Regions from separate parts of the Homo sapiens genome. Here region 2 is linked to region 1. Evidence: read pairs that join two places in POLR2A ChIA-PET (ENCODE). Cell type or tissue: MCF 10A. All regions are shown on one strand. Each heading gives the region's core, and the rest is flanking DNA. Links, peaks and the distances in the headings are about the cores only.

Region 1 (10,396 bases), core at 2,946-6,945:
CCACATACCTGTTGTAAGGTGTTATATTCAGATTTAAAAACCTTAAAGCAACCAAGTAAAGCCATTGCATTTAGGAGACCAAAACCTAGAGGATCCACCCTATACAGACATGATACCTTTCTTTCTCTCCTTTATCATTTTTTTCCTTTAAACTATCCTTCCCCTTTTCTCATTTCACTTTTAGAATCCAGGGAGGACTCCTTCAGACTGGTGCACTTCTGTGTAACAGATTTCTAGTGCCAAGGTTCTACTGAGGCCTGGAGGGACTGCCTTGGTCTTCTCAGGGAAGATTAGGGCCAAAGGAGAATGGGAGTGTGCCAGTCTGTGATAAGGCTTGCCTGAAGCAGGGGCAGTGGGTGATGACACCCAGGAGGTGAGTGAGCGGTTTTAAGTTCTTAGGCCAATAGACTTCTGGTAGCCTTCAGAAGTTACCCTGAGCAAGTTTCTTTCTCTCTCTCTTTCTTTTCTCTTTTACTTTCTTTCTTTCTTTCTTTCTTTCTTTCTTTCTTTCTTTCTTTCTTTCTTTCTTTCTTTCTTTCTTTGTTTCTTTCTTTCTTTCTTTCTTTCTCTCTCTCTCTCTCTCTCTCTCTCTTTCTTTCTTTCTTTCTTTCTTTCCTTTCTTTCTTTCTTTCATGGAGTTTCATTCTTGTCATCCAGGCTGGTGGAGTACAGTGGTGCCAATTTCGGCTCACTGCAACCTCCGCCTCCCGAGTTCAAGTGATTCTCCTGCCTCAGCCTCCCGAGTAGCTGGGATTACAGGCGCCCACGACCATGCCCAGCTAATTTTTGTATTTTTAGTAGAGACAAGGTTTCACCATGTTGGCCTGGCTGGTCTTGAACTCCTGACCTCAAGTGATCCACCTGCCTCAGCCTCCCAAAGTGCTGGGATTACATGCGTGAGTCACCACGCCCAGCCCTGAACAACTTTCTTTAATGTGGCCTCTACCTTAGATAGCGAAGACCAAAATGCTTCTAAACCCTAGAAGGTGGAGGCTGAGCAAGTTTCTTTAATGTGGCCTCCACCTTCCAGGGTTTGGAAACATTTTGGTCTTCGCTATCTAAAGTGCAATATGCAAAATCAGTTCTTTTCCAAACAGATGTTTTTGCAAAGCTTATTATTCTTCAACCTGGTTGTTTGAACTTAGATGTGCGATAAATTCCCCTATATGTATGTTTTAAGTAACAGACTTTATTTTCTTTTTAGTTTCACTTTTATAACAGAGACAGAGGAGAAAAACAATTTCAGAGAAGAAATTTTATTTATTTTCTATTTTTTATTTTTATTTTTGAAACAGAGCCTCATTCTGTCATCCAGGCTGCAGTGGCACAATCATAGCTCACTGCAGCCTCAAGTTCCTGGGCTCAAGTGATCCTTCCACCTCAGTCTCCTGAGTAGCTGGGATAACAGGTGTGCACTATCATGCCTGGCTAATTTTTTACCTTTTTTTTTTTTTTTTGTAGAGATGGCGTCTCACTGTGTTGCCAGGGCTTGTCTTGAACTCCTGACCATAAGGCATCCTCCCACCTCAGCCTTCCAAGGTGCTGAGATTACAGGTGTGAGCCACTGTACCCTGATAATTCCAGGACTTACTTTGATTGGAAGGTTTTTTTTAATTACTGCTTCAATTTTTCTTTTCTTTTTTTTTTTTGACACAGTGTCTCACTCTGTCAGCCAGGCTGGAGTACAGTGGCACAATCATGGTTCACTGCAGCCTCAACTTCTCAGCCTCCAGCAATCCTGCTGCTTCAGTCTCCTGAGTAGCTGGAACTACAGGCACACACCACTATGCCCAGCTAATTTTTGTATTTTTTTGTAGAGATTGGGTTTCATCATGTTGCCCTGGTTGATCTTGAACTCCTGAGCTCAAGCAATCTGCCCGCCTCAGTCTCCCAAAGTGCTGAGATTACAGGTGTGAGCTACTACTGTGCCTGGCCTAGAACAGGAATTTTAAAAATAAAACTCCGTGGCCCAAACTGAACCTAATGCCCAGAATTACCTTGATGTCTGCTATTGGATTAAGATTGTTGGTCTATTGGTCTTTGCCTAGTTTTTATGTGTGAGCCCAGCAGAGAGCCAGGCACCATGATGGGTTCAAGAATGTGAAGCCGGGATCCAACTTGCAGATAAGCGGATGCTGGCACTGGAAATGAGGTGTGGCTGCTGCACTGGTCTGAAGCTCATTAGATGTCTACTTGCTTGAGGCAGTGAGGTGCCTAGAAGCAAACCCAGTCAAAAAGAAAGAGGCAACCAGGTTTGCAGACTTAACCCAGCAATCAAACCTTGCCTACAGGTTGAATGAGGTGATTTGGAATCTGTCTCTCTGATTCTTTCTTTTGTAAATTTTTTAATATTTTATTTTATTTTATTTTTGTATCCCTCTGATTCTTTTCCTGGCTGTCTTCCAATGAAGTCCTATTTTAGGAACAATGTTTCCCTAAATAAGGACTGTTTTCCTAAAAGCTCTCATAAGACATCGGAGACACAAGAAACAGGACTTGAGGGCCCCATCCAATGAGATGACGAGCAGTGGTCATGACAGCCTTCAGGCAGAGCAGCAGGTGCGCTGAGCAGACTTGATGTGGGTGACAGTGCCAAGTGGAAATGCCTCAAGCAGTGTATGGGAACTGCAGGTGAGGCTGTTTTCAGCAGGCATAGCAGTGCTCAGCAGGGGCTGATACTGCAAAAGGGAAATATATATATTCTAGAGACAGGGTCTCACTCTGTGTGCCAGGCTGGAGAGCAGTGGCATGATCATAGCTCACTGCAGCCTGTAACTCCTGGGCTCAAGGGATTCTCCTGCCTCGGCCTCCCACATAGTTGGGACTACAGGCATGCACCACCACACCTGGCTAATTTTTGTATTTTTTGTAGAGATGGGAGTCTCACCATGTTGCCCAGGCTGGTCTCGAACTCTTGGCCTCAAGTGATCCTTCTGCCTCGGTCTCCCAAAGCACTGGAATTACAGGCAATGAGCTACCATTCCTGACCCAAAGGGGAAATATTAATGAACCCTGTAGACACATTCTGAAGCCCCCCAGAAATATTCAGGGCAAGGACTGAATGCAGGGAGCAGGTGAGGTCATGAAGGACCAAGATTTTCATGACAGAGGTTAAGGTTTTAGTTTGTCCTTCTGGAGTTTATAATCTGGTTGAGAAGGCAAGACCATCACCCCTGAAAAACTTGAAAATAATAAAATATAGGATGTGATCAAACACTAAATTGCTTTTTAGATTTTTTTCAGCCTAATCACAGCAGTCTTTGAGAAGGAGATGGAATCTCACAAGGACTTAAAGAGTGGGTGGGATTAGGAAAGGTAGAGGGTCTTCCAAAAGCATTAAAAACTGTGGGCCAGAAACGAAGACCTCTTACAAGCACATTGAGCCCTTGCCATGTGCCATAAACTGTCTTAGGACCTTTCCGCCACGTGCGTTTAATCCTCACAACAACTAATAAAGAAGGTTTTATTTCTACCATTGTACAGAGGTGAAGATCGGAGATTCATATGAAGTGATGGCCCATGCCCATGCCATTAGGATGGGAGAGCTGAGTGAAAGGCAGATGGCAGATCTGTCTGCTCCCGGGGAACAGAGGGGACAACGCAAGACAAGGAACAGGGATGCCACAGAACAGGCAGGAAACCTTGGGAGCCATGCCCAGAGGCTTGTGAGCAGTTCTGTAGATAAGGGAAAGTCACTGGGGATGTTTTTGGAGGAAGGCTAATATATTGATCGTTGTTGGGCTGATTAATTAGGAAATGGGAAGGAAGAGCCTGAAAATAAAGGCAATCTAGCGAGAGCATAAAATTAATAATCTAGATATCATGGACCATGAAGGAATGGTGAATTGAACGTTTGAAAGGAAGAAACGACAGGCCTTGGTGACTTGTTCTTTTTTCTCTCTTAGAGGCAGGGTCTTGCTCTGGCATCCAGGCTGGAGTGCAGTGGCCCAAACACAGTTCACTGCAGCCTCAACCTCCTGGGCTCAAGCAATCCTCCTGCCTCAGCCTCCTGAGTAGCTGGGACTACAGGCAAGCACCACCATGCCTGGCTAATTTTTTAAATTTTTTTTATAGACACAGGGTCTCACTCTGTTGCCCATGCTGGTCTCAAACTCTGGGCCTCAGGTGACTCTTCTGCCTCTGCCTCCCAAAGTGTTGGGATTGCAGCTGTGAGCCACCATGCCCTGCTGACTTGTCCTTAATAAGGACCACACATCTTATGACACCAGAAGACTCTCCAAGGAAATGCTGCCTTTTATCTGGTGGGCCAGGTTATGGCAATGCTGGACCAAACTGTAAGTCCAGGCCAGCACCAGAGGCCAGGGATTTCCCCAATCACTAAACTGAAATGGAAAGTCAAGCTCAGAAACTCATTGCAAAAATGAACCCGGACACAGCTGGTAGTAACGATCTTTCTGGGACGCTAGAGTCCTCCTCAAGTCCAACCAAGGGTGTGAGCAAAACAGAAGACCTCTGTAGACTGGAACCAGGGCTCCCCAAAGTCTACCAAGCACAGAACTCAGACAAGGTCTGAGATTTTATGTCTCTCTGTTTCAAGCAAGGAGATTAAAGGACGCAATTAGTAGCCAGGCTCTTAGAACTATAGTTTTAGCTTAGCTGTATTTTAGAGAAGTCTCAGTCTTTGAAAGAGGCTAGGCTCTATTTTACATATGTCATATTCCTGGCTAGAGTGATCAATAAGTGATAATGCCCTAATTCTCATCCTGGAGTATATGTGAGTGTGTGTATGTAAAATTGTCTGATGTTAAAATGTATCATTAATTTATTTTCCAGCATCTAGGTTAGACTATAACGATGTGATATATATCAAATGAATTTCATGGCTACAATCCAGATGTAACAAATGAATCATTTAAAATGATCTGATGCCAAATTTTTCATTTTCTTCCATTTTATAAATGCATCCTATCTCAGCTCAAAATCAATCTATTAACCTTGAAAACATTTTGAGCTGGAACAAAGGTTAGCAGTGAACTTTCCGACCTTCCACATGATATTAGTCATAGTTAGCAATTATTATTGGCTTTGAGCGTTGAGGAACCGGATGAGACAAGACTCATAACGTGGCAATGACCAATAAACTGAACTTCAGAGAACGCAGTGAAAATGAAGAGCATGCAAAATCTGGGTTTTAAACCCCGAGCCTGTCTGCTACAAAGCTCCTGTCTTTTTAAAACAAATTTGAATGTCTTGGCAGCTATTCTGATAAATTACACATAAAATACTCATGTAAAATCCTTGTGTTATGAGACAAGGAATTCTGTTTACTGGATTTGAAGGGCAACTGAAGTCTGAAAAAATGATGTGTCTGCTCTCAAAGCCTCCACTGGGATGAATCTGATGGATTTCCCAGGTGCTAGAACTATTTTCTCTGCCGTGAAACAGGAGAAACAAGGCGGATAGAAGCTTAGCATGATTTTTAAAATTAAAGTCCAAATGAATATCTCAACTAAAATTGCCTGAGGAATACATAAATATATTATCCTCTGGATGAATTTTGAATTACATTATATAGATTTTAACACATTATAAAACATAATATAGATACTTTTGGATTCATGACATGAAAGAACAGTAAATGTTTTGCTCATATGGGACATAGGAAAATACTTCTCTTAAATTCCTCAGCCGTGTTTTATAGATATTCTGCTTCTGTACCACTAAGAGTATGGAAACTTGTTACTGTAAATGGAATATTTTTCCTCAATTGTTAGTTAGACATGAAATAAAATAGTGCCATCTTTCCTGTAAAAGAGCCTCACTTCATGGAATTTCAAAGTATTTTCTGTTGTATTATTTTTCTTAATTTAAAAATATTTTCCCAAGGCAGGCAGATCACCTGAGGTCAGGAGTTTGAGACCAGCCTGGCCAACATGGTGAAACCTTGTCTGTAGTAAAAATACAAAAATTATCTGGGCATGGTGGCTGGCACCTGTAATCCCAGCTACTTGGGAGACTGAGGCAGGAGAGTCACTTGAACCCAGGAGGCAGAGGTTGCAGTGAGCAGAGATGGTGCCATTGCACTCCAGCCTGGGCAACAGAATGAGACTCTGTATCAAAAATAAATAAATAAATAGAAATATGTTCACATGTGCACCATCTCATTTTATTTGCTGTCCTTACATATGAAATATCTATTAAATATATAATTTTATAGTATTATCTACAGAAGAAAAAAAACACTAGATTGACTTCTCAGGCCAAATGATAAATATCTTCTACTTCCAGATTTAATTACATTTTTTTCTTTTCTTTTCTTTCTTTTATCTTTTTTTTTTTTTTTGGGACGGAGTCTTGCACGGTTGCCTAGGCTGGAGTGCAATGGCACGATCTTGGCTCACTGCAACCTCCGCCTCCCGGGTTTATGTGATTTTCCTGCCTCAGCCTCCCGAGTAGCTGGGATTACAGGCACACACCACCACACCCTGCTAATTTTTTGTACTTTTAGTGGAGACGGGGTTTCACTATGTTGACCAGACTGGTCTCGAACTCCTGACATCTGAGTAGTTATAACAGAAGAGGTGGGTGGACCTATCTGATATACTTTCCATGGGTCCTCTTAAATATTTAATACATCATGAGGTTCATTGTAGATTCTCAGTTCCTCTTGAAATGAAAATTCCAGTTCCAATGGAACTCCTCGGAAAATGGAAGGAGCCTCCACTTCCAGAAAAGATCCAAATAAAGATTACGAGAATGAGCAATGGACCTAAGCTATTGAGGGCACAGAAATACATTGGTCTCTGTCTAGGAAGAGGCTACAGGGGCCAAGTCAACTATAAGGATTTGCAAATACAGCCTGGGCAATGTGGTGAGACCCCATCTCTACAAAGCATTTTTTAAAAATTAGCTGGGTGTGGTGGTGCACACCTGTGGTCCCAGTTACTTGGGAAGATGAGGCAGGAGGATTGTTTGAGCCCAGGAAGTTGAGGCTGCAGTGAGCCTTCTGTTCATGCCACTGCACTCCAGCCTGGGCAACAGAGCAACACTCTGTCTCGATTTTCTTTTTTTTTTTTTGAGACGGAGTCTTGCTATTGTCGCCCAGGCTGGAGTGCAATGGCCTGATCTCGGCTCATGGCAACCTCCACCTCCCGGGTTCAAGCAATTCTCCTGCCTCAGCCTTCCGAGTAGCTGGGATTACAGACACACGCCACCATGCCCAGCTGATTTTTGTATTTTTAGCAGAGACAAGGTTTCACCATGTTGGCCAGGCTAGTTTCAAACTCCTGACCTCATGATCCACCCACCTTGGCCTCCCAAAGTGCTGGGATTAAAGCGTGAGCCACTGTGCCTGGCCTAAAAACTTTTTTTTTAATTAAAAAAAAATTTGCAAATAGCTTTGAGTCCTATTGTGAAAGAGGATTAATCCTGGGTACACTCATGAAAGACTTGGGCTAATCTATTAGTGTTTTACCCCCACAATTCTCAGAGAAAGCAATAGAGGATTAAATTCCAAACCTGTCTGAAGTTAGTGTTTTACTAGGAACATGTTTATAAAGAAATACTAGAATTTACTTTTAGTATCCCTTTGTGACAAGTAATAATGTATATGTTTTGCTTAAACTCTTTGGATGTTTTGAAATGTTTTGGTTTAACTAGCAAGTACTTTATTAATGGCAGCTTATCCCATAGATATTTTAATGATTTGGCCTAAGAACAAAATTAATCTTCCTGGATTTGATTTCTCTAAAACATATCCACCAAATGCAATTGCCCTTTCTGTCAAATAAGCCCTTCCTGGTATATAAGTCTGAAGTGATTTTTTTTTCTCTCTCATTACGGTTGTTCCAAGATTCTTGACATTCTCTAAATCATCTTTCGCTGAGTACAAGAGGTCCATGAGGAAGTCAAGATCGATGATAGACTTCATCTCTCTTGAATTTTAATGCAAATGTCTGTTCCCCTAATCAAACAAAGGTTAAAAAAGGAAATCAAATTAGCTTATTACAAAAGCCAGCATAACTGAGCTGACAAGAAAAATGCTTTCTGCATAAAAAGTCTTTAATCAATACCTTAAATAAGAATGTCACTGGAAAAGAAGAGTTCATATGTGGTCAGTTTTAATCTGCAAATCAATACGTCCTTTTTAATAAATATTTGACCACAGCTGCTCAATAAGGCATTGTCCATTAGAATTTCTTTCTTTAAACCAAAATGAAACAAAATTATAGCATAAATGTAATGTTCAGGGCATAACCTAAACTTGTGAGAGAATTCAAGGTTAGGGTTATTTCACCATTTAATTGTTGGGTATTAAATATTGGTGAGATTCTCTTTAGTACCTTGTCCCAGATATTAGCGGTCTACTTAATTTAGCTGTTCAAAAGTAAAATGATGTTGGAAAATACATTACTTATTAGAGTTAGGTCTAAGATGCAATTTTCCTAGTCTAGGTATAGTTTACCTACCTGAAACTGTTTAATCAAATAACATACAAGCAATATAGTCCAAATATCAGCAAGTTTGTAAACAAAGTCTACAAAAATACAGTCGTGGCAGATGACTTTTTATAAATAAGTATACTTTCATAGTATTCTATCAAAACTATAATTACTAATATCTGATAAGCTTTTTTTTTTTTTTTTTTTTTTTGAGACAGGGTCTCTCTCTCTCTGTTGCCCAGCCTGGAGTGCAGTGGCATGATCTTGGCTCACTGCAACCTCTGCCTCCTGGGCTCAAGCGATCCACCTACCTCAGCCTCCTGAGTAGCTGGGACTACAGGCGTGCAACCACCATGCCTGGCTAATTTTTGTATTTTTGGTAGAGACAGTGTTTTGCCATGCTGCCCAGGCTGGTCTTGAACTCCTGTACTCAAGTGATCTGCCTGCCTCAGTCTCCCAAAGTGCTGGAGTTACACGCATGAGCCACCGTGCCTGGCCAATGGCACTTTCTATAAGCATAGTAGCAGCCGTATATGTTGGTAGGTCGTTTGTATCGCTACCGATGGCAGTGGCGGCCCAACTGCAGCAGCAGCCGCAGGGATGCCAGTTGCAGTGAGGGAGGCGTGGCCAGGGCTGTGTGCTCAGTGGAGCCAGTGGGGGCTGGAAACAGGCAGAAGCCCTGACCCCTACCGAGTTGGTGGGGCGGGAACCCTGTGCTCCCGGGCGCAGCTGCCCAGCCATGGCTCCAGACCCAGGTATCCCTGCACTCTCGGGGGCCCAGGAAGCCTCCCTGCCCTGTCAGGCTCAGAAAGCCTGCTCCCTCTCTCTTGTCTCTCCCTGCTTCCGATGCCCACTCTGATCTTGAAGCAAAGTTGAAGCCGAGCCTGGGCGCTGTCGTGACCTAGCCAGGTGTGCACACACTCAGGGCCGCAGTGACACATCATCCCCCCCTGGCCTTCTCAGCCCCCTCTGAAACTTCAGGCACTGACGAACTCTGAGAGGGAGGCCCGGGGGCTAGGGGAAGCTCAGCATGAACAGCCTGGGTGTCGTGGATGGCATGTTTATGGTGGCAGGAGGCAGACAGTTTCCTAGGTGGGAAGGAGAGGGGGCTGGGATGCTGGTTCCAGATGGAGTCCAAGACCAGGAGTGAGAACTCAAGGTGCTTTTTCCAGGCCCAACCATGGCCACCCATGGACCAATCAGCATGCAGTTCCTCCCTTCTGAGCTCCTATAAACCTCAGACTGAGCCAGACTCATACAGTCGTTGGTGGGACCTGCTTGTGGAAAGGGGCTACCCACTGTAGGTCTCCTGAGAGCTGTTCTGTTGCCAGTAAAGCTCCTCTTCACCTTGCTCACCCTCCAGTTGTCTGCCAACCTCATTCTTCCTGGACCTGAGACAAGAGCTTGGGACCCCCCGAATGGCAGACTGAAAGAGCTGTACCACAAGCAGGGCTGAAACATGCCTCCCTGCTCATCGTGTTGTGGACGATGAGGAGAGAAGAGTTGTGGCCCTTCTGGGAGCCCAGACCTCCTTGAGCCAGGGATGTTACCTGCTGAAACACCCTCTTTGGGGCTCTGTGGTTCCTGGTGTCTCTGAGCTTTTGGGCACCATCATGTTAGCCTTGTCCAGACACTGGTGCCTGCAGCAGAAGCTGCTTGTTGTCTGGTCCAGCCGCAGCCTCGCACAGAGCTGGCACCTTGAGCTGCCCAGCCTGCCTCAGCCAGCACACCTGGTTGTATGCAGTGGCTAGATCCCCAGCTCACTCGCTCTCACACCCCTTGCTGCTCTGCACCTGACCCGCCCTTGGCAGGCGTGGGATCTGGGCCGGGAGCATCAGCCAAGCAGAGCCTGCTGGACCGAGTAGGCAGAAGGAGTCCAGGGGGCATGAACAAAACCCAAGCAGAGGCGCTGCCTGCCACAGAAGTTTCAGGGTGGCAAAGCAACACCCAAAGGATCCTGTGACACTGCCAATGTGGTATGGAATCTTCTACCT
Region 2 (10,396 bases), core at 2,483-6,482, 97 kb after region 1:
TGGAAACTCACAAGAGCTCCCCAAGGGAGCAGCAGAAGATTTTCTGGTGACCTGACGGTCCTGGAGCAGCTGGGCTTCCTGGCTGTTGTCATCCCCTGGCTGTCCCTGATGGATAGGAAGTACTTGCCACCAAGTGAGCACTTAGTGCCGACTGAGAGAATCGATGGGAGAGAGGGGGCGTTGGAGGTGCCAGAGGAATCATAAATATTTTATACTGTTGAATCAAATGGAAAAGGCAAAGCTATTTCTTTTTCAAATGGAAGTGGTGGAGACTTCATTTCATTCAAGATTAATAGTCACACTGCCCGGTAACCAGAGCAGAAGACAATGCCAAAAAGGAATGGCCAAGTTTGGGAGGCACAAAAATGAAAGCCCTCTCCAGGGCCAGAGAGGGGTGCTTCGTGCTAAACGCCACAGGCCATGAGGTCGGCTGATCAGCAGACATGTCTTCTTTTATACATTCCTAGAAAGTGTGTAAACTAGTGGGCATTGTTTTTAAAGCACCAGGAAGATTCAGGGAATGCCTACTAAGTTACTTGTATGATATGAATAATAATGCTCAAATAGAGTGTGTCACCTTGTGAGTGTGGATTTAACAATGAAATCAGACCTTAAGCCTGTAATGCTACGAACAGAGGAATTGTGAGGGGTGGTTTCTCTCTTCCCCTGCCCTTGGCCAGGGCCCATCACCCCTGGAATCACTACAGAGTGCTGAGTATCTAGGGTATTTGTTGAGATTGACAGGCGCGGATATCTCACTTCTTGCTTTGGGAATTTCCTTTCATGTTTAATAGCCTCTGAAGGCAAATGGAAGGTGATTTTCCAAGCCATTCCCTCTGCTTGACCTATTTCCAAAAGCTGTGTCCCTGCCTCCATTTCCTGCTCATTTCTATGAAAGGAGAATGTGGTCATGCTTCCGACTTCGCCCGTGCCCTACTTCTCTCTTGAGATCTGAGATATTCTTAGGAAGTCGGTTCAGAATTCATAGTCGGGGCAAGAGGTGGGTCAGCCAGTCCTTCTCAAGCCAGAGGAGAGTAGGGTGTAGCTGACCCTTCTGGAGTTTTCTCTGGGCTGAAAGCAGGCTTCCGGGAAACATGGCTCTTCTGCTCAGCCGTTCCCAAAAACGAGTGCATAGATCTGTGTTGGTCACATCCTGTGTGTGTGTCTGTTCTGCCCAGGCCGCATGAGGAATAGAAGATAAGCTCACATTTCCTGCCTGCCAGGGACTTAAAGACTTTCAAGTTGTCTCTTGTTCTCTGGGCTCTTAAGCTACACCCAGATCTCTGTAAACTTATGCTCACTCTGGGGGAAGATGGGCTGCCTGGGCCTGCCCTTTGCAGCTCCAGAAAAGAGGACTGTCAATCAGATGACTCTTTAAAATAATTTTTTAAAAAAATATTTACTTATTTATTAGAGATGAGGTCTCAGCTCTGTTATCCAGGCTGCAGTGTGGTGGTAGTGGTGCAATCATAGCTCACTGCAGCCTCAAACTCCTGGGCTCAAGCATCAGTCGGATGACTCTTGACCTCAGGGACAACATACTAGTTTGGGAGTCACAGAGGAGAAATAATTAGCAAGCAAAGCAAGACGGCATGTTTTATTTCAGGGTTCCTCTTAACCATGATGCCCATCTCCCACACCCTCACCCCTGGCAGCCACCCTCAGCTAGATGCTCAAGGACTTTCTCTTTGCTATTCATCCTCATTTCTAAACCATACATTTTACTCACCTACCCGCAGGAGAAATACCGTCTGTGGCCCCAGAGGAGGCGGGCAGCAGCAGGATATGGGAGGTTCTGCTGGGGACTGGTGCCACGTGCCCTCTGCCACCCCACCCCACTAGCTGATGCCACCCCATCACCCACAGCCTCTTTTAGTGCCTCTGAATCAGGCACAGGCTTTTAGACAGTGCTGCGCATTCCCTCAAGTTCAGTAAGTCCAGGAAATCTTTACCATCCACAGCTCAATTGAAAACAAAACAACGTGGCCAGGTGTGGTGGCTCATGCCTGTAATCCCAGCACTTTGGGAGGCTGGGGTGGGCAGATCACTTGAGGTAAGGAGTTCGAGACCAGCCTGACCAACATGGTGAAACCTCATCTCTGCTAAAAATACAAAAAATATTAGCAGGACATGGTGCCTGTAAATCCAGCTACTCAGGAGGCCGAGGTGGAAGGATCACTTGAACCTGGGAGGTGGAGCTGAGATCACGCCACTGCACCACTCCAGCCTGGATGAAAGAGTGAGACTCCGTCTGAAAAAAAAAAAAAGAGAGAGAGAGAGAAAGAAAACAAAACAACATTACCCCCATGTTTTCCCCTTCCCTGCTAAAAACAAATCCAAAAATCCACACTCTATTCCAGGGAAATAAATGGACATTTAGGGTTAAGATACTGAAAAAGATAATGTTACCTTCCTCTCAGCTGCCTTATTTGGTTGTTTTAAGCTAAATGGAAGATTCTTGTTTAGAATCACAAAAAGAAATAATAACACCACGTGGACCTGGACGCAGACATCCTCCGCTTTGCTCCACAACCCTTCCACTGTGCTCCCTGCACTGGCGGGCAGGAATCCTGGGCGCTTACAATGCAGGGGAGCATGAGCGTTGGGAGGGGAGGGGGTCTCTGCCTCAAAAACCCAGTACATGGCAGCAGCAGTTCAGTTGTTTACAAAATAGGGACTGATTCCCTTCCCTTCCCTTCCCTTCCCTTCCCTTCCCTTCCCTTCCCTTCCCTTCCCTTCCCTTGCGTTCTCTCCCCGCCCCTCCCCTCCCCCCCGCCCCCTCCCCTCCCTTCCCCCCTCCCCTCCCCTCCCCTTCCCCTTCTTTCCTTCCCCCTTCTTCCCTTCCCTCTCCTCACCCACCCACTTCCCTTCCCCCCTCCCTCTCCCCTCCCCTCCCCTCCCATCCTCCCCTCCCCTCCTTTCCCACTCCTCTCCCCTCCACCCTCTTCCCCTCCCTTTCCTCCCTTTCCCTTTCTTTCCTCTCCTTTCCCTTCCTTCCCCTTCCTTCTGACAGATTCTCGTGCTGTTGCCCAGGCTGGAGTGCAATCACATGATCTCCGTTCACTGCAGCTTCCGCCTCCCAGGTTCAAATGATTCTGGTGCCTCAGCCTCCCAAGTAGCTGGGATTCAGGCATGTACCACCAAGCCCAGCTAATTTTTGTATATATATATATATATATTTTTTTTTTTTTTGAGATGGAGTCTCTCTCTGTCGCCCAGGCTCGAGTGCAGTGGCGCGATCTGAGCTCACTGCAAGCTCCGCCTCCCAGGTTCACGCCATTCTCCTACCTCAGCCTCCCAGGTAGCTGCGACTACAGGTGCCCACCACCACGCCCGGCTAATTTTTTTGTATTTTTAGTAGACACAGGGTTTCACCATGTTAGCCAGGACGGTCTGGAACTCCTGACCTCAAGTGATCCACCTGCCTAGGCCTCCCAAAGTGCTGGGATTACAGGCGTGAGCCACCGCGTGGCCTGAGTTTCATTGAAAAAGACCACGTGTGCACAGTGCCTGGGGCACGTGTGGTCCTCAGTTCCCGAGATTTCCCTTTCTACAAGAGCAGTGACCAAATTTTAGGCCTCTCCTTAAGGCACCTTCCAAGATGCAAGTCCCCACCTGGTGGCCAGTCAGGCCACATGGAAGTGCATGAGGGTGGGGACACAAAAGTATCCTACACTTGCAACTCTTTATTTTCACTTTCTGCACTTTTTTCTTTCATCTTCTCTTTTTTCTCTGGTTCTCTCCTTTCTCCTGCTAGCTCAATTTTCCCTCCCCAGGTTTTTGGAACCCAGAGATCTGGCTTTCTACTGTTTCACTTTGTGCCCTTAGAAAGGTCCCTTCACCCCCTTGGGGCTCTCTCCTCTTGAGGAGAGGGAGGAAGTTGGATTACAGTTTAGGAAGATGTGATTGGGGCTGATCTAGTTGAAATGATGACCGAGGGCTTGGAATTCCCTCCAAATGCTCTAGCCAGCCCACCCAGGGTGCTTTCTTTTTGATGGGGTCCCAGGGACTTCTCAGCACTTCCACACCACCAAACTCTCTGATTGCTGAGTCGGCTCTAGTAAGTATTTTTCTTTTTCTCTTCTGCCCACACTTGGCAGTGTGGGGACAGAAGGAAAGAAGCTGGCGATCCCATGCCAAGCTGCTGAGGCAGTCTTTTCTCTAAAGTGGTCATGGAGTGTGTGTCATCCTCTGCAAGGCATGTATCTGCCAATGCAGGGGTGAGGCCTCGGCCACCTCCACCCTCTGCCGGAGCATTCAAACGTCTCCAACTACAGCCATTCCCCTGAATGGCTGCAGAGGTCAATGAAGTAACGTCTGAAAATGCTTGTGGGATCTTTGGGTTTCCAAAGCATTCTTCTTTCTAACTCTGGAATAAGGCTCTTCCTTAAAAATAGAAAGCCATCTGTGGGGTGAATTTTAATATACTGTGCACAATAATCCCATCCTCATGCTGTGGTTGTGTCCACAGTCCTGGGGCAGGGCCAACATGTGACCACTTAAATTATTTATCAACAAATTTTTCTCCTCACGTCCACATGGATGTTGAAATGGTTTTCTAATTCATTTTTAAAATATGCTCTGGGTTCATGACCCCAGCTTCGGGGAATCATGACATCCTCATCACTTGACAGTGCCAGCAATCAGTCAGCTCCAAAGAGCATGTGTACTTCAAAAAGACTGACTCAGCCCAGCCTTAGAGGATTCTCCTTTGGGGTGCAGGACTGGGTTCAAACTGAGTTTTCCAACACTGGGCGAGTTTCAGCAAAGTAGGGCTGGGATAATGGTGCGGCTCTTGTGATTAATCTACTCCAGGAAAGGTTGAATGAGAAGTTAATGTGGATCCCCCAGAAGCTGCAGAGGGTTAAGAGCTTTTATTTTAGCGAGAATTTAAGATGCGAGGCCTGTCAGGTGCACGTGCCATCAAAAACATGACCTAATCCTATTGATTTTCTTTTAATGTTCACAGACTGGGAGCCCCGGGAGGGAGGCAGACAGCACCAATGCATTGCGCAAAATGTCTAGTTTTCAAACCATGTAAACTTGGTCTGGGAAAAGAGTGGGCTCTGTGGAATGTTGCTCCTTCAGCAGCTGATGTGAAGATGCTTATGGTGACCACAAGCCAAGCCTCTGCAGGAGGTTATAGGAGCCCCAGCTCATATTAGGAATTCTAAATTCAGATAAAGCTGGATTATTAGATTGAACTCTATGAAATTGTTCAATATTCAACCATCTTTTACCTATAAAAATGGCTGTTTCATATGGTTTGACATGCTGTGTATGCTTGAGACTTGACTGTGACCTTCTTATCTCATGATGGCAAGAAAACCCCATGTGGAATTTAGGTGAAATCCTACTTGTCCTCCAAGGCCAGGTCTTGGGGGATTCATAGAGCATCCTAGGCTAACATGACTTTAGGCCCGTGAAGCCACTCATGGTTTCTCACAACCCAATCAAAACTAATCTCCCCAGGCCAGATGTGGCAGCTCACTCCTTTACTCTCAGCATTTTGGGAGGCCGAGGCAGGAGGATTGCTTGAGGCCAGGCTTTCAAGACCAGTCTGGGCAACATAGCGAGATCCTATCTTTCTATAAATAAATAAGAATTAGTCTTCCTCACCCTGGCGTATTGACGATAGTTAGCTAACACTATTTATGAAATAGATACCTTTAGTTATAGCTATTGCTGTTCCTGAATGCCCTTTAAAATGACAAATACTTTGAGGATGTGAGCCGTCATGGATATCTCTGTATCTCCCGGTGCCTTTTCACAGAGTAGGCATTCTTCATTGTTATTGCTTAACTACCTGAATCTTGATACTTTTACTCAGTAGCAAAACGGATCATGACCAGTTGGCTCTTTTCAGAATTTATAATGGGGCTATAGCTTTTCCTTCATAGACCTTTAAAAAATTGATTACAGTCCTTTAAATTGGAGTTAAAAGATTGTTATCTTTTTCTTCTCATGAACCATATAACATTTCTATGAGCACAAATGCGTTTTGTGAGTGTTGATGTGAATTCAGAGAATGCTTTAGATCAGCAGTCCCCAAACTTTTGGGCACCAGGGACCAGTTTTGTGGAAGACAATTTTTCCACAGAGAGGGACAGGAAATGGTATTGGGATGATTCAAGCACATTTCATTTATCATTATACTTTCTTTCTTTTTTTTTTTTTGAGACGGAGTCTCGCTTTGTCACCAGGCTGGAGTGCAGTAGCGTGATCTCGGCTCACTGCAACCTTCGTTTCCTGGGTTCAAGCGATTCTCCTGCCTCAGCCTCCCAAGTAGCTGGGACTACAGGCGCACGCCACCAAGCCCAGCTAATTTTTGTATTTTTAGTAGAGATGGGGTCTCACCATGTTGGCCAGGATGGTCTCGATCTCTTTACCTTGTGATCCACCTGCCTCGGCCTCCCAAAGTGCTGGGATTACAGGCATGAGCCACCGTGCCTGGTCTATCATTACATTTTCGTAAGGGGCCATGCAACCTAGATCCATCGTGTGCACGGTTCACAATAGGGTTCGCACTCCTGTGAGAATCTAATGCCATCACTGATCTGACAGGAGGCAGAGCTCAGCTTCCCTTGCTTGCCCACCCCTCATCTTCTTCTGTTTGGTCTAGTTCCTAACAGGCTACAGACTGGTACCTGTCATGGCCCGGGGGGTTGAGGATCCCTGCTTTAGATCACAGCTGATCAGTTTCCCCAGTCTCACACTGCACTTAACTACAGTTTCTCCTTCTGTGTCCCCAGTAGGGGTGGCAGAAAGGGTCACAATGGGGCACAGAGGATGTTACAGTTACCTGAACATGTGCGACTAGTCCACATGGGTGCACACTGTATATGACAGGAAGGCTTCAAGTTCAACCTGGGTTAAATGAAACATGCCATCATTCCATCTTTCTTTCCCGTGCCCTCTTCTGCCGACCTGCTCCCCTTCCTGGGTGTCTGGTTGCAGTGAGTGGCTCTGATGTTCTCCCAGATGACCAACCTCAAAGACCAGTACATCCCCTGCCCCACACTGTCCCCCACATCTGTCTGCTCTGTCTCTTTCCATTGTTACCACCACTGCCTAGGTTTCTAATTATCCACATTTCTTCTTTTTTTTTTTTTATTTAAGCAAGCATCTCACTCTGTTGCCTAGGATGAAGTGCAGTGGCACAATCACAGCTTACTGCAGCCTCAAAGCAATCCTCCCACCTCAGCCTCCCTAGTAGCTAGGACCACAGGCATGTGCCACCAGTTCAGCTATTTCTTTATTTTATTTTTTGTAGAGATGAGGTCTTGGTATGTTGCCCAGGATGGTCTCAAACTCCTGGGCTCAAGCAATCCTCCTGCCTCCACCTCCCAAAGCGCTGAGATTATAGGCATGAGACACAGAGCCCAGCCACTGTCCGCATTTCTTTCCTGGCTTCCTTACTGGGTTCTCTACTTTCACTCTTGCCTTCTTCCTCTCTTCCACCAGCATAAGTTTTAGAAACTGCACTTCTGATCATGCTGCTCTGCTGCTTAAAATCCTTCATGCAGATCATGTAAGACCTTCCTGATCCAGTGCTGCCTTGCCCTCTAGAACCCAGGGTGCCTTTCTCCCCTCTGCAGTTCTACTGCGCCACCTGCAGTTTCTCTCTCCTGTGTTCATGTGTCTACTCCCTCTGAATGGTAGGCTCACACCCTCCACCTGGCCAACTCTTACTAAATCTTGGGCTTCAACTCAAGGATCACCTTCATGGTTCACTCCACCAGGCTGGGCTGTGTGTCCTGCCCAGTTCCTATAGTGCCCTAACTCACTTTTTTAAAAAAATACTTTAAGTTCTGGGGTACATGTGCAGAACATGCAGGTTTGTTACATAGGTATACACTTGCCATGGTGGTTTGCTGAAGCCATCAATGTCATCTACATTAGGCATTTCTCCTAATGCTGTCCCTCCCCTAGCCTCCCACCCCCCAACAGGCCCCAGTGTGTGATGTTCCCCTTCCTGTGTCCATGTGTTCTCGTTGTTCAGCTTCCACTTATGAGTGAGAACATGCGGTGTTTGGTTTTCTGTTCCTGTGTTAGTTTGCTGAGAATGATGCTTTCCAGCTTCATCCATGTCCCTGCAAAGGACATGAACTCATTCTTTTTTATGGCTGTCCATTATTCCATGGTGTATGTGTGCCACATTTTATTTATCCAGTCTATGATTGATGGACATTTAGGTTGGTTCCAAGTCTTTGTTATTGTGAACAGTGCTGCAGTAAACATAAGTGTGCATGTATCTTTACAGTAGAATGATTTATAATCCTTTGGGTATATACCCAGTGATAGGATTTCTGGGTCAAATGGTATTTCTGGTTCTAGATCCTTAACTCACTTTTAACAGAGCTATGGGGGCTTTCAGCTCAGCAGTGGCTCTTCTTAGCAGGGGACTGAATGTGTTCCCTTTGCCAAAGCCTACTTTGCTTTGCTTATGTGATGCTACTTACAGGATTTCCAGATTGTTTTTGGTCTCTTCAACCATTTGCTTTCTTTGGACAGGACAATGCCCAGTGATGAAGATGAAGCTCTTGTTCTTGACATCTAATCCCACACCATGACTAATAAACATGGCATGCTGCAATGGGCATTAATTTATGGGTAACAGAAGCAGATCCAAGCCTTTTAGCTAATTAAATAAAAATGCACCATACAGCAACCATCCTGCCTGCTTGGGTGTAAAATAGAGAGGAGAAAGATGGCATGCTGGTCATTGAGAGATAATTACCTGCAATTTCAGAGCTGGAATCTAGTGACAACATAAGAAAAATAATAACCTCTCTGGCTGTTAGGATTCTCAGTTCTAGCTGCGAGCAAGGAGCAAAGGCACCCACAGACTTGCCAAACCTATGTCAGGAATGACGAATAGAAGGCAGAAATCCACATCCCCAGGTGGTAAAATTGTTATCCACCTTCGTCACCTCTTTCCTAATGGAGGAAGTGAGGACAGGCAGCCTTGGAGTCCTACTTGAATGAGGCCTGGACCTTATGCAGGGTAATAAAAACCAACACGTGGGGCCTGTGCTGTAAGGTGGCAGAGGGCGATGACTCACCCCACTCATGCAGGTTGAGTCATTTCAAGGCAGAGTTGTGCCAGTTCAGTACCCAGTAATATTTTCCAGTCGACGAGTATCAGTGAACAGGAGATAACCAGTCATTTCTAGATTCTGCTCAGAGTCCCAGCTTAGAGGCTCCACCAGCTCAAAGAGACGGGATGGCAAAACAGCCACCTTAATTTCCAGATCATCTGCCAGCTCATCTGCCAGCTGACACACAGCCCATGGCTCCACTATTGCCAGTGCTGTAGCTGCACCAGACCAATCTGGTTCAACTTTTATGTAACAAAGTTGTGATTTGTTTTTCAGTTGCCCGGGACTCCCAGGTTGAAGATCATGAGCATGCCCTGATGAGCCAAGGCATGCAACCACAGGGGAACCTAAGTGCTTGGACTGAGGAGTGGGGACTGAAATAAGAAGCGGACACTGCAGGGCAGGATCAGGATCCAATCAGATCGAGCCCTGGCATCACCTCATGGCAGGATCTAGTCAGATCGTGGCTTTTGACATCACTTCATTGTGAAATCCAATCAGATCACACCTTATTACCCTATCCTTATAAAACCGGACCTAGCCCCCAGCTCGAGGAGGCACTGCTTTGGGAGTTATCCCAGGTGTTCTTGTTACTAGTTGCAAGGAATAAAATCCTCTTGCTAAATCCTCCTTGGTTGTGCAGATGTTGGCATGGATGTGGAGAGAAGGGAACACTTACGCTTTGTTGGTGAGGATGTAAATTAGCTCAACTCTGTGATAAACAGTATGGAGAGTTTTCAAAGAACTAAAAATAGAACTTCTACTCAACCCAGCAATCCTATGAGTGCATGAGTGGGTATCTACCCAAAGGAAAAGAGACCATATAAATAATATACCTATTTATTGCAGCACTATTCACAATAGCAAAGTCACGGAACCAAGCTGAGTGCCCATCAGTGGTTGACTGGATAAAGAAAATGTGGTCTATATACACCATGGAATACTAATGAAAATAATGATTTCATTCTTTTTATGGTTGTGTAGTATTCCATGGTTTATATATACCATTCTTGCGGCAATGTGGATGGAGCTGGAGGCCATCATCCTGAGTGAACTAACTGAAAAACAGAAAACCAAATACCGCGTGTTCTCACTTATAAGTGGGAACTAAACAATGGGTACGAATGATCATAAAGATGGAAATAATAGACACTGGGGGCTCCAAAAGCAGAGAGGATGGAAGAAGGACAAGGGTTGAGCACTTACCTGTTGGGTACAATGTTCACTACTGGTATATTGGGGACACTGGAAGCCCAATCCCCACTGGTATGTAATATACCCATGTAACAAACAAA

The links. ChIA-PET counts read pairs that join two places held together with the same protein. Peaks named below come from ENCODE experiments on the same cell type or tissue, not always from the same donor. Only the 100,000 strongest peaks of a DNase experiment are listed, where the experiment ranks them.
Region 2: POLR2A ChIA-PET joins it to region 1 with 5 read pairs; 5 of 35 experiments call an interaction of 5 or more read pairs at or near these places.

Annotation. Positions count from the first base shown.
Region 1 is chr10:33,027,740-33,038,135 of GRCh38, forward strand. The region is part of intron 2 of ITGB1-DT (ITGB1 divergent transcript); the gene reads left to right. It also overlaps the pseudogene RN7SL847P. Among named protein-coding and RNA genes, the nearest start is that of ITGB1-DT, 50 kb to the left of the region's middle. In MCF 10A, for the core only: no CTCF peak of the experiment used is centred there; a DNase peak (open chromatin) is centred at 5,032.
Region 2 is chr10:33,125,191-33,135,586 of GRCh38, forward strand. No RefSeq gene overlaps it. Among named protein-coding and RNA genes, the nearest start is that of IATPR, 14 kb to the left of the region's middle. RefSeq lists an enhancer at 8,577-9,776. In MCF 10A, for the core only: no CTCF peak of the experiment used is centred there; DNase peaks (open chromatin) are centred at 4,211 and 4,611.